Linked DNA regions of Homo sapiens: region 1 is linked to region 2. Evidence: chromatin contacts called from ENCODE Hi-C or POLR2A ChIA-PET data. All regions are on one chromosome and are shown on one strand. Each heading gives the region's core, a stretch centred on a gene start or an enhancer-like site at or near the end of the contact. The rest is flanking DNA. Distances are from core to core; before and after follow the strand shown. Region 1 has its middle 43 kb from the start of PLCL2. Region 2 has its middle 27 kb from the start of PLCL2UT.

What was found. A loop is a pair of places that touch in the nucleus more often than their neighbours do. ChIA-PET counts read pairs that join two places held with the same protein, here RNA polymerase II (POLR2A). Pooled maps may share reads with other maps.
Region 1: a pooled map shows a loop between it and region 2 (2.7-fold over the local background). The contact joins two enhancer-like sites. A Hi-C loop is called at or near these places in 2 of 50 pooled maps. POLR2A ChIA-PET finds 5 or more read pairs at or near these places in 2 of 52 experiments (PC-9 and activated CD4-positive, alpha-beta T cell).

What each region holds. Positions count from the first base shown.
Region 1 is chr3:16,840,646-16,843,345 of GRCh38, forward strand. No RefSeq gene overlaps it. Among named protein-coding and RNA genes, the nearest start is that of PLCL2, 43 kb to the right of the region's middle. RefSeq lists an enhancer at 1,671-1,920. Within about 2 kb of position 1,371, at least 22 of the 41 ENCODE cell types and tissues checked have a DNase peak (open chromatin) inside an H3K27ac peak, as active enhancers do.
Region 2 is chr3:16,696,294-16,698,993 of GRCh38, forward strand. It overlaps the pseudogene LOC124905414. Among named protein-coding and RNA genes, the nearest start is that of PLCL2UT, 27 kb to the right of the region's middle. RefSeq lists enhancers at 283-784, 1,422-1,471, 2,003-2,650. Within about 2 kb of position 1,343, at least 2 of the 41 ENCODE cell types and tissues checked have a DNase peak (open chromatin) inside an H3K27ac peak, as active enhancers do.

The DNA of each region.
Region 1 (2,700 bases), core at 121-2,620, 140 kb after region 2:
ACTGAGTGTTATTAACACTGGGAAGTTATTTGTCAATATATAACAAAAAGCCTTTAAAATGTTTATATCTTTCAACCGAGTCATCTATTTTAAAGAAATAATAATTTTGTAAAGGAAACAAAAAGTTATACTCAAAGATATCCTTGCAGTGCTACAATTTTTAATGGGGAGAATTGGAAACAAGCTCAGAACAATAAAAGGGTGGGTGGTTAAATATGCTACTTAGAATGAAATATGCTGGCATTAAAATGAGATTTTAGTAATAATCTATGGTCATAGCTACCATTTATGAAGAGTTTACTATATGCCAGGCCCCAAGCTAAGCACTTTGAAAATATATTATTTTATTTAAATCTTATTACAACAGATTAGTAACCTCCCAACTTCCAACAATTTTATCACCTCATTTAAACTCATTTGACAAATTAGAAAATGGGGGAAAAAAGTGTTAACATGAGCAAATTCTCTTGATATTCCTTTAAGCAAAAAAAAAAAAAAAAAGGAAGTATACAAAGTTGTATGCACAGTAGTCCCCTCTTATCTGCTTATCTGCATGGGATGCCTTCCAAGACCCCCCACCAGATGCCTGAAACCTCAAATAGTACTGAATCCTATATATTCTCTGTTTTTTCAAACTGATAACCAAAACAACTACTATGTGGTATACATCGTGGGTATTCTGGACAAAAGGATATTTCACATTTCAGGAGGACCTAGTGGGACAGCGTGGGAGTTCATCAAGCACCTTAGAATATTGCACGATTTTAAACTTATGAATTGTTTATTTCTGGAATTTTTCATTTACTATTTTCAGACTGCAGTTGACTGCAAATAACTAAAACGTTGGAAAGTGAAAGTGCAGGTGAGAAGGGACTGCCGTAGTTTCAGCTCAACTATAGAAGTACAATAAACCCACTCATAATCTTGTAAGTAGGAATAAAACTCCAAACTGCATAAAGTGCAGGTTTGTATTATTACCAAGTTCCTGAAGTATCAGTGGGGGCTGGAAGGTGGAGGACAGCTCCATCGCTAGTCATTCACATGCATTATTCTGGATACATGAAGTTTAGTGAGAAATTTACCGAGATGTTGAGTGATTTTTCTCTGTATTGTAGCATTATGGGTAATTTATGCTTTTCTGGCTTTTCCACATTTTCTACAATTAGCATGTAGACGTATTGCATTAAAAATGCTTTGAAAAGTTTAGAAAACTTAAAGCAATTTGTTTTACTAATTTTTTAAAATAAGAGGGCAATGACATCTCTATTCTTTACAGTCCTTTTAGATCTGACAGCTCAGTAATTTAGACAGGAGAGAGAAAAGACAAAGCCCAGTGGTCAGAGGGAAATGGGAGGTGTGTCCCCTCCCAGCTACAGTGAGGGGGCCACGTGACGCCTGTGGCAGCATCTGTGGTCACATATGTTACAAGTGAAAAAAATATCACAATGAGGTTGGTAAAGCCTTGGGCATTACCCAACCTCATGTAGCTACCAAAATGTTTATTAAAAAACTATTTACAAAAGAAAGAAAGACACTATTAAGGGGTAAAACCAGTTTTCTGTATTATCTAAGAATAGAGATGCTCCCCCAAGTTAGCATGAGAGGCTAATTAGGGAACAGCGCTCTTTGACAAGAAACAAGAAGCAGGCTGGTCTCCTTCTGCTGTTTGCAGGATCTTTGAAAACTGAACTGAAGTTAACTTTGAGGCCGGCCCAGCATTTGTTAAATCTGAGCTTCTGAAGCTGCCGCAGCTGCAAGGTGTGCTCCCAGCTCCTGCAGCAACCCAAGTAACCGGGGGAAGTGCCGGAGGTGGTGAGCAGAAGTAGGGAGAGGGGCGATCCCCCTGCAGGATGGGATGCCAGGCCCAGGGTTGGGCCTTACAGGAAGTGCCCAGCTTTTGTTGAGGTGGCTGTGCCAAGCAGCAGAGGGCCCGCCCTTGTTTGTTGGGGTTTTCCTACTGGGTTCCGTGATGAGGTGGCTTAAAAGCAGAAGACTCAGAGAACCCTAAACGCTGGCTCAGGCCTGAAGGCTGAAGTTAGGTGCATTTAGAGAAATCGTTCATGTATGCAGGGGGCAGCTGGAGCAGCTGAGAGAGAGAAATGTCAAGTATTAGGTTCCAGATGGGCTCCTAGCAACATAATGCTAATTTTCCAGAGTGCTTTCACCTTTCTTCAGAGCCACTCATTCGTTCCTTCAACTGATGTTTACTCAGTATTGTTATAGGCACTGGAGAAGCCAAGATAAATAAGACACCTTTGCTGCCCATCCAGGTAGGAGACAGAGAACCAACAAACACATTTCAGTGTGGTGAGTGCTGTGGTGGGCCCAAGACCAGGGCACTGTGGGCACTCCCTGGAGAAGAACCTCACCGAAGCCAGGGGTTCAAGGAAGTGATAATATCTGAGCTATGTCTTACTTTGGTGCGTCTCCGATTGTAACGGATGCAAAAAGCACTTGGGGATCGTGTTAAAATGCAGGTTCTGATTCAGCAGGGTTGGGTGGAGCCTGAGATTTTGCGTTTTTAACAAGCTCCCAAGTAATGCCAATGCTGCTGGTCCAAGGTCCACATTTCAAGTAGCAAAGTCCTAAATGATGTCTAAGAAGGAGTCAGCCAGGTGGAGAAGTGGGAAAGGATATTCCTAAGAGAAGGCACATTCCACGCACTCCACTTAGGGAGCAGGAAGGGTTGCCCCTTGAGGG
Region 2 (2,700 bases), core at 93-2,592:
ACTCGTAGATTTGGAGTTTTGGAGTAAGCCAATTCCACTCAGATTTTTAAAATAATCCCTTCAAATCTCTTATTACCAGATTTTAGCTGGGACAAATAGCTGATATTTTTGGCTTTTGAACATCCTTACCAAAGATATCCTCTCAGTTACCTTAACCGAAGTTATAACCACAAATGCACGCACGAGGTATCTCCAAAGAGGTGACAAGTAGTTTTTACAAGATCCAGAATCACCCCAAAAATAACTAAGAGAAAGGAAACTTTCACTAGCCATAAACAGGGTCTAACCCACATTTCTTTCAGGCCATATTTTCTAGGGTCTTAGCTTTTCAGCTTACTGTCCATACATGAAGACCCAAGAGCCTTGGGTCCCCCAACACAGACAGAAGACAGGAAATCAAAAGCTGTCCACAGAAGGGGAAAAGATCAATAGTACATTGGTACCCCCAAAGCCACATAAATATTAAACCAAGACAGGCTGGTTCCCTGACCAGGAATCAAACCCATGCTGTGGAGGGTTTTAACAATTAGGCCACCAGGTGGAATGGCCATTGTTGTTCCCTAATCAGGAAGCAAACCCAAGCTGTGGTGGAAATTTTAACCACCAGAACTATTTTCGGTCAGATTTTGCTCTTAATTTAGTCAAGATAATTTTTAAGGCTAGCCATGAAACTATTAGGCTCCCTTTAAAATATCTGATCTTTTCGTTAATAGTTTAGAATAGGAGATCTCTAAAATCTTTAAATTAATAGCACAATGAGAGAGAGAACCTGGAAAGGCAGTCGTCTTATATGAAACATTTCAGATAGTCAAATTTTGATTTTTCTTAAGTGGCTGGGGTTTTTAGAGGTGGAATTTGACTTTCTACAGCTGCAGGGATTTTAGTCAGCTTTAGAGGGGGCCAGAAGTTCATTAAATCTAACGGAAGATGGACAGAAACAAACAGACAAAAAACACAAAAAAGCAATCAAACAATTTGCATAAAATTGAGATTTCTGAGCATGAGGAGAAATTATAGCCAACTGACGGTAAGCCTTGACTTTCAGCTACTAAATCCCCAAATGACACCCCAAACCAGCTCCTTACCTGGAGATGGGGCACAAGCTGAAAACTGCTCTCTGCCATCACGGAAGCAGGAAAGTCTTCTTCCTTGTTAGAAGTAAGAACTCTCAGAAAAGGAGTTCTGCAGTGGAATAAACTTCAGATCTCAACTGGAAATTTTTGAGTGATTAGGGATCTCTGGAGGGAGAAACTCTCAGACTTCAGCAAATCATCCAATAGGTCAGAGCAATAAAGAGCTCCAGCTGGTACTAGGGCCCCAGTAGGAGAGTTGCTACAGGCCAAGAGCCAACTCCACTCAGAAAGCCCCTTTGTGGTTACCAAAATGTAAACCAAAAAGTGACTGAAGCAAGTCTCCATCCATTAGAGGTTTATTTGGCCAAAGCTGAGGATGCGCCTGGGAAAAAGCATAAATTACAGATGCTCCTGTGATTTATGTTTTTTCCAAAGGGGGTTTTGTGAACTTCAGTTCACAAAAGGGGAACTGCAAGCAGCAGGGGGAAGAAAAGGAGGCAGGCAGTGAGGCAGGTGGTCACATTCTTGTGAGGCTCTTATTAGCCTCAGTAAATCTACATTTTACATGTGAAAAGAGGGAATAGAGGAAAAAGTCAATGATGCATTCTCTCACACTCAGTGAGTCTACATTTTACATAAGATGAAGCAAATGTGGAAAGAGGGAGTAGAGGAAATGAGGCTATGACATGGGGTTGTGAAATTACAGCTATCTGGGAGCCAAAGGAAGACAGTATTTGTGACTCAGCTTCTAAGCTTAACTTGCACTTTGGTATAGTGAGTTCGGGGTCCCAAGGTTCTATTTTTTTTTCATACCTGTAACTTCTGTTTCCAAAAATGTTCCCCTGTCTTTAAAAACCCTTGCTTATAAGCCACTGGGGAAGTAGGATCTCACACAATAGCTGTCTGATTTTCCTTGCTTGGCACCCTGCAAATAAATGCCCTCCTTTTTCTTGCTGCAAACTTTGGTACAGATATTTGTCTTTACTGTGCTGGGCCAATGGACCCAGGTTTGGTTCAGTAACGAGGCACTTTTCTCACTTTTAGGTACCCCCACCAACTCTATCTAAGATTCCATCACCCTCCAAGGAGCAGGACCCTTTCCCAGAGGCCCACAGCAACATATAAGCCTGGAGCTCTAATCTGACTCTAGCCTGATAATTCAAGTACCTCTGACCTAGTTTTAAAGAGCAGGGAAGTCTGCATGGTCATCTATTGAGTTTCTATTCTGTTGAGTTGGGCAGTGTTCTCAACTGACTGCCCATGAGAATCACCTAGTGTGTGGGTATTAGGGGGGAGACTTTAAAAATACCAGTACTGAGCCCCCACAGCAAGAGATTTCCATTCAACTGGTCTAGACCCAGTCCAGGCAATGACGTTTTTAGAAAACGTCCCCAGGTGGTTCTATCATACAGCCAGGTGGAGAGCCAGTGGTGATGGCTTATACTGTATGCTCTGATTTCTTCAGAGCTTTGTTTTTGATTCTCCAACCAAAATTTTGTAACTCAAAATGGTTTTCTCTCCCAGAAAACACAGCTTTTGTAAATTAAAACCCTTGTTTTTCTCTCATGAATTTCAAAGGCCTGCTTAGAAACTCAAAAGCCCAGAATCTGACTCTAAATTATCTGCA